Linked DNA regions of Homo sapiens: region 1 is linked to region 2. Evidence: chromatin contacts called from ENCODE Hi-C data. All regions are on one chromosome and are shown on one strand. The core of a region is the stretch at or near the end of the contact, and the rest is flanking DNA. Distances in the headings are between cores, read along the strand shown.

Evidence for each region. Hi-C counts contacts between places; a loop is a spot of excess contacts on that map. Pooled maps may share reads with other maps.
Region 1: a map of B cell shows a loop between it and region 2 (20-fold over the local background). The contact joins the promoter of UQCRC2 here to the promoter of LDAF1 in region 2. A Hi-C loop is called at or near these places in 3 of 168 maps with a recorded cell type or tissue (B cell, heart left ventricle and heart right ventricle), 1 of 37 single-sample maps with no recorded cell type and 10 of 50 pooled maps.

The regions. Positions count from the first base shown.
Region 1 is chr16:21,952,058-21,954,806 of GRCh38, reverse strand. UQCRC2 (ubiquinol-cytochrome c reductase core protein 2) reads right to left here and starts at 1,446. Exons shown (of 14, transcript NM_003366.4): 1 at 1,351-1,446. The coding sequence starts at 1,383. RefSeq lists enhancers at 1,104-1,153, 1,164-1,333, 848-1,565, 1,654-2,113.
Region 2 is chr16:21,157,258-21,159,964 of GRCh38, reverse strand. LDAF1 (lipid droplet assembly factor 1) reads right to left here and starts at 1,291. Exons shown (of 5, transcript NM_001301771.2): 1 at 1,219-1,291. It also overlaps a transcript of DNAH3 not described here. RefSeq lists enhancers at 10-159, 294-794 and silencers at 1,052-1,231, 1,282-1,411.

The sequences.
Region 1 (2,749 bases), core at 197-2,696, 790 kb before region 2:
CTCCCAAAGTGCTAGGATTACAGGTGTGAGCCATCGCGCTCCGCCGGTAATGTGCTTCTTAATCGTCCCATTCAAATCAGCAAATTATCCTAGTAACTGTCATGCAATCTTCTAAATTATTTTGTTCTAATAACAAGATATATCTAAGTTTATTCTCCTATATAAAGTGCTAAAATTAGACACATAAATAATTGCTTTCAAGTTTACTGCAATTTGTTTACTTTGGGCCTCTCCAACTGTTTTCTCTGAGCTTTTTCTGTTGCAAAATAGAATGGAGAAGGAAATGTTGGGGTCTTTTGCCAATCTAACCGTGCTTCCCTCCAAGGGTAATCACTGGTGTGTCTAGGTATACCTGGAAGGTTAATGCAATTACAGCCTAAATCGATATAGCCCACAGCACATTTATGTAAACATAAAGCATAAGAACATTCCATGCCCAGGTCTGGTCTTCTGCATCTCCATCTAGGGGGGTTTCTCAACACAGGTACTACTACTGGCACTTGGGGCTAGATAATTCTTTGCTGTAAGGCGAAGTTTAGCAGCATCCCTGGCCTCTCCATGCCAATAGCACCCTCCTTACAAGTTGTTGCAACTAAATATGTCTCCAAACATCGCCACCGGTTCCCTGGGGGCATTCTGTCCCTCGCTATGATTTTTTAAGTGTTCCCCCTTACCCCTCTTAATAACCACTGTCCCACAGTGATATAACCCTGATGTGTGAGTTTTCCCCAAGTGACAGCTATGTTTAATTTAGGCTTGAAGGGGAAACTTAATTAAGGAGCTTTTGAGGACAAACAGAGACGTCTTGGAGGAACCGTCTAACATACGATCAAGAAAAGCAACGTTAGACTACTAAGACACCATAGTATTTAACAATGAAGTTCCAGGTACTGTAATAAGTGTTCTATCTGCATTAGCTCCTTTCTTATACTTTTATTCGCTGGGGAAACTGACGCTCCGTGATAAACCAAGGAGCAGAGGCTGCAGCGGATAAAGTGAAGGTGGGGGGCTAAGTGCGCCGTCCTCCCGCTCCCCCTGGGTTTCACGGTCTCTTTCTCCAGCACTTGAGTACCGGAGTGACCTTCAGAAGTCTCTCCAAGGACTCGCTTCAACTCCGCTCTCACGTCCTGCCCCTCTCTTCAGGTTTCCCGGTGTTAGGTCTCTTGTGCTCACAGCATGAGCTGGGCCTCCAAAGCCTGACCCAGTCTGCAGCCCACTTGGCCCGCAGGGTTCAGCTGAAGGGCAGACCGAATCCCAAGGCCCAGACCCCAGACCAGACACCTCCGCCTCGTATCACCTTGTCGACACACTGCTCCCCAGCCCTTTCCCAAACCCGCCACCTGAGCTCACCGAGAAAGAGCCGGCTCTGGTTAGTAGCTTCATGATTCAAGATTGTTCTGACACACGGTCACTGCCGGATTAAAGGAAAGCAAGATGGTGGCGGAGGCCGGGAGTTTCCCAGCGTTCCCCGCTAACACTTTCCCACGTCCCCTTCGTGAGGTACTCTCTATACTGCCGCGCTCTACTGCTCTCTTTATAAGGTTGGACCAGTCCAATTCCTCCAAGACTCAGAATAGGGAGACGCACAATTTCCCAAGTAAATATATGCAGAGAATAATGTACGTCACTGCTTTTTGCGTTCTTCTCCTAGCCTGAATATCCAGTATGCACCCCTTTTCTAAGTACGTCTGCAGCAGCCTGTCACAACTCCCCCCGCTATCTTGGGCTCTTCCGCTCAGCATTGTCCAATGGGACGCGCCTCTCTTGGGACTCCGCATGCGCCCTCCGGGATGACACCTGCACTGGAGGCCCTGGGTTTCCGCGTTCCTGGACGTTGGAGGCTTCAGGAGATTCCTGCCACTCCACCTTTCTGCAGAGGTATTGGGTATCGAAGCCCGGCGTAGTTGCCTCTCGCTGGGTGAAGTCCTTACTGGATCTTTAGCTCCGTGAAACAGGGGCCTCGTTCAACGTATTCGCCGCTGTGTCCCCCAGAGCAGGCCCGGGACACACCGGGAGGGTCAGCAACCTCGGGGAATCATCACAAGGCTTTTGGTCTCGTGGAATTTACGTCCTAGGCTGGGGCTACATAGAATATAAAAACTTAGCTATAGTTTTTGTGTTAGGAAAATAGAAATGTTTTGGATAGTAGGTGTGTTATGTGAGCCGAAACCGGCAGTTGGAGAAAGTCAGTCACGTGACGACTTGGGGCGGGGGCGTTCACTCCGGTCCTCAGCGAGTGTTAACCCAGAAAGTGCCTTGAGCTAGGCACTATGCCAACGCGAGAGGCGTGGTCCCTGCCCTTTAGGGACTTTAGAGTTTCGTACCTTGCTACGTTGCTTGGTTGGGAAACCGACAGTATCAGCATCAATATCATTTAGGAGTTGATTAGAAATGTATGAACTCCAGGTCCCATATTGGATCCGAATCGGTGTTTTTACAAGATCCTGGGATGACTTCGTATGCACAATAGTTTCAGAAAGGCTGGTGGTGTAGACGTTACAAGGCATAGGCAAATGTACTTTCTTTTTGCCTTGTGTCTGAATTGCTCCAGGCCTACAACGGACTTGGGCTCTCTAATTAAGATCTGGGCATTAAGAACCTGGCACCAACCCAATTTCTGTGCCTGCTGGGGACGCCCTCAACCCAATTCATACCACACAGTTTCCCCACATGTGGTAGATTTAACACTAGTGGTGCGTGAGATGATTTTAAGTTGGTACATAGATGAACACTTCCATTTTTTCCTTTT
Region 2 (2,707 bases), core at 42-2,541:
GACTAATCCCACCACCCCACATTCTCTCTTTGAAGCTGCCTCTGGCGTAGGTCTTGAACTTGGGATGTTCCCAGCACTCAGTTCCCATAATCTCATCTCTGCAGCAAGCAGAAACAAGCGGAGTTCCCCTTACAGGTCTCCTTTGGCCTGGGAGCCTCAAGTGCCACCCAGACCGGTTTGGGGAGTCCGATGAGAGAGTGCGTGGGGCGAATGCCATCGGCCACAGCCTTCAAATGCGTCTACCTGGCCACCAATTCCCAGACCCCCTGGTCACTCACTCCTCGGAGGGGCCTCCCCAGGCACGGAGCTGTCTCCCGAGAAGGGAAAGCGAGAACCCGGCGCGGCCAAGGAGTGCCCCGCCTTCTTCACGCCTGGGGGACTGGGCCAGGCCAACACCAGCTAACCCTTTCCCCTTCCAAGGCTCCAAATAAATCTCCTGGCCCTCCCACCCCCGAACCTCCAGGGGAAAACGGCTACCTCGAAAGTTCAAGCTGGGAGGAGGGGTCACATCTCTGGTTGGGGGATGGGAGCTACAGGGCGCCTCGAGCTCACACTGGCCGCCCCTCCCCATCCGGGCCCAGCCTTTCAGCGTTCAAAAGCCAGGGAGACCCAAGGAGAGGAGGAAGGGAGTGAAATGCAGGTGGAGAGGGGGTCCGCGTCCCAGAAGGCACAGAGACTGAATAATGGGAACTCAGAGGGGAGTCGAGTACTTAGTTATTAATTTGGGGGTAAAGAAGCCCCCTTTGATACTTGCAGATCTCTCTGCAGCGATGGGGAAGGGGACCTCGGTGGAGAAGAGGGGCTGGGTGGTGAGGAAGGCGCCCGTTTTCAATAATCCTAGGGAGGTTTGCCTCGACGTCTTCCCCAGGTTCCCCAGAAAGGGGCACAGTCTCGGGGTGTGGTGGTGCTAGCTACCATTTTACCTAATCTAGTGGTAGTGTGTGTGTGTATGTGTGTGTGTGTTGGGGGGTGGCGGGGTGAGTGTGCATTTAGGGGTGGGGAGGAATCGTGTCTCCTCGTGCGCTCCCAGCCCCGTCCCGGCGACTCATAAGCAGGAGACGCCCCTTACACTAACCCCGGGGCAGAAAGCTACGGGCGTGGGACCCCGATAGCGCGCTCACGCCGTCGCCCCCGCGCTCCTCCTCTGTCCCCGCCCGGCGAGAGGGGTCTAGCCACCCGGGGCACCCGGACCCCCACCCCCAAGCTCCGAGCTCTCACCTGCTCCTGACCGCCGAGCAGCCCCCACCGCGTTTGCAGGCGAAGCGAAGAGAGGCAGGAGGAGGAACAAGAGGAAGAAGGAAAGAGCGTCCCGAGAGGGAGCCAGAGCCGCCTGCCTCCGCCCCCTGGCCCGGGCACCGCCCCTCGGCTCTTCTCCTCTGGGCTCGCCCCGCCCGTGGCCGGAAGGATCCGGCAAAGGCGCGCCAAGGCCCGGCGCCCAAGGCTTTGCAAAGCGCGCTCGCTCCCACTGGCTTTCGGAGCCACTAGAACAAGCCCTGAGAGGTTGACAGCTGAGGAAACTGAGGCTCAGAGAGTGTCCCTTCCCACACGACTGGCTTGGAGTGAGAAAGCTCAGACCACCTTCAAGACAGGCAGACTGGCAGCCGAGAATGAGTTTTCCAAGGGTGTCAGGGTTTCCCCTCCTGTATGCCTAAAACCAGCTGCTCTGGAACGTCTCTGGCGCTCAAGACACACACGTGATGAAGTATCACCCTGGCTGGAAGTTTTTAACCATGACTGCTCAAATGCGAATGTCATAAGCCAGTGAGATCCTTTCAGATGGATTGGATGTCCATTTTACACATGAAAAAGTCCAGGCTGAGAGAGACAAGATAAATCAATCCAAATTCCTCGGTTTGCATGGATCCAAGTCGGAGCAGGAGCCCCTGTTTCCCCTGGCCCCAAATCTGCCCTATAGAGTAAGGTTTCTGAATAGTATGCTATTGACATTTGGGGCGGAATAATTCTGTTTCTGAGCTGTGGATTGTAGAATGTTTAGCAATATCCTAGCCTCTACCCATTAGATGCCAGTTACAAGAACCGCCCCCCCCCACCTCCAGTTGTGTCTCAAAATATTGCCAAATGTCCCCTGGAAGGCCCCATCGTCCCGAGGTGAGAACCACTGCTATAGAGCATGATGGCAACTTACTGTGTGACTAAGTAACCTCTCTGAACCATGGCTTCAACCATAAATTAGAGAGAGGGATAAGCCCAACCATTGGTCTGCTGTTGCACAGTTCTCAGCCACTTTCCAGACAGGGACCTGTGTTGACCGACCTCTCCTCTTTGCCTGTGGCCATAGCAACCTGGAAAATAAGTCTTTAGATAACAAAAAGCTGGCAGGGTGCGGTGGCTCACACCTATAATCCCAGCACTTTGGGAGGCTGAGGTGGGCAGATCACTTGAGGCCAGGAGTTCCAGACCAGCCTGGCCAACATGGTGAAACCCCATCTCTACTAAAAATATAAAAACTAGCCAGGCATGGTGGTGCGCACCTGTAATCCCAGCTACTCGGGAGGCTGAGGCAGAAGTATCGCTTGAACCTGGGAAGTAGAAGTTGCAGTGAAGACACTGCACTCCAGCCTGGGCAACAGAGTGAGACCCTGTCTCAAAAAAAAAAAAAAAAAAAAAGAAGCAATCACAGGGTTGTAGTGAGGACTGGTGCAATAGTGTGGCTGTGGCTGTCGAGAACTTAGCACCTATTGAGGCA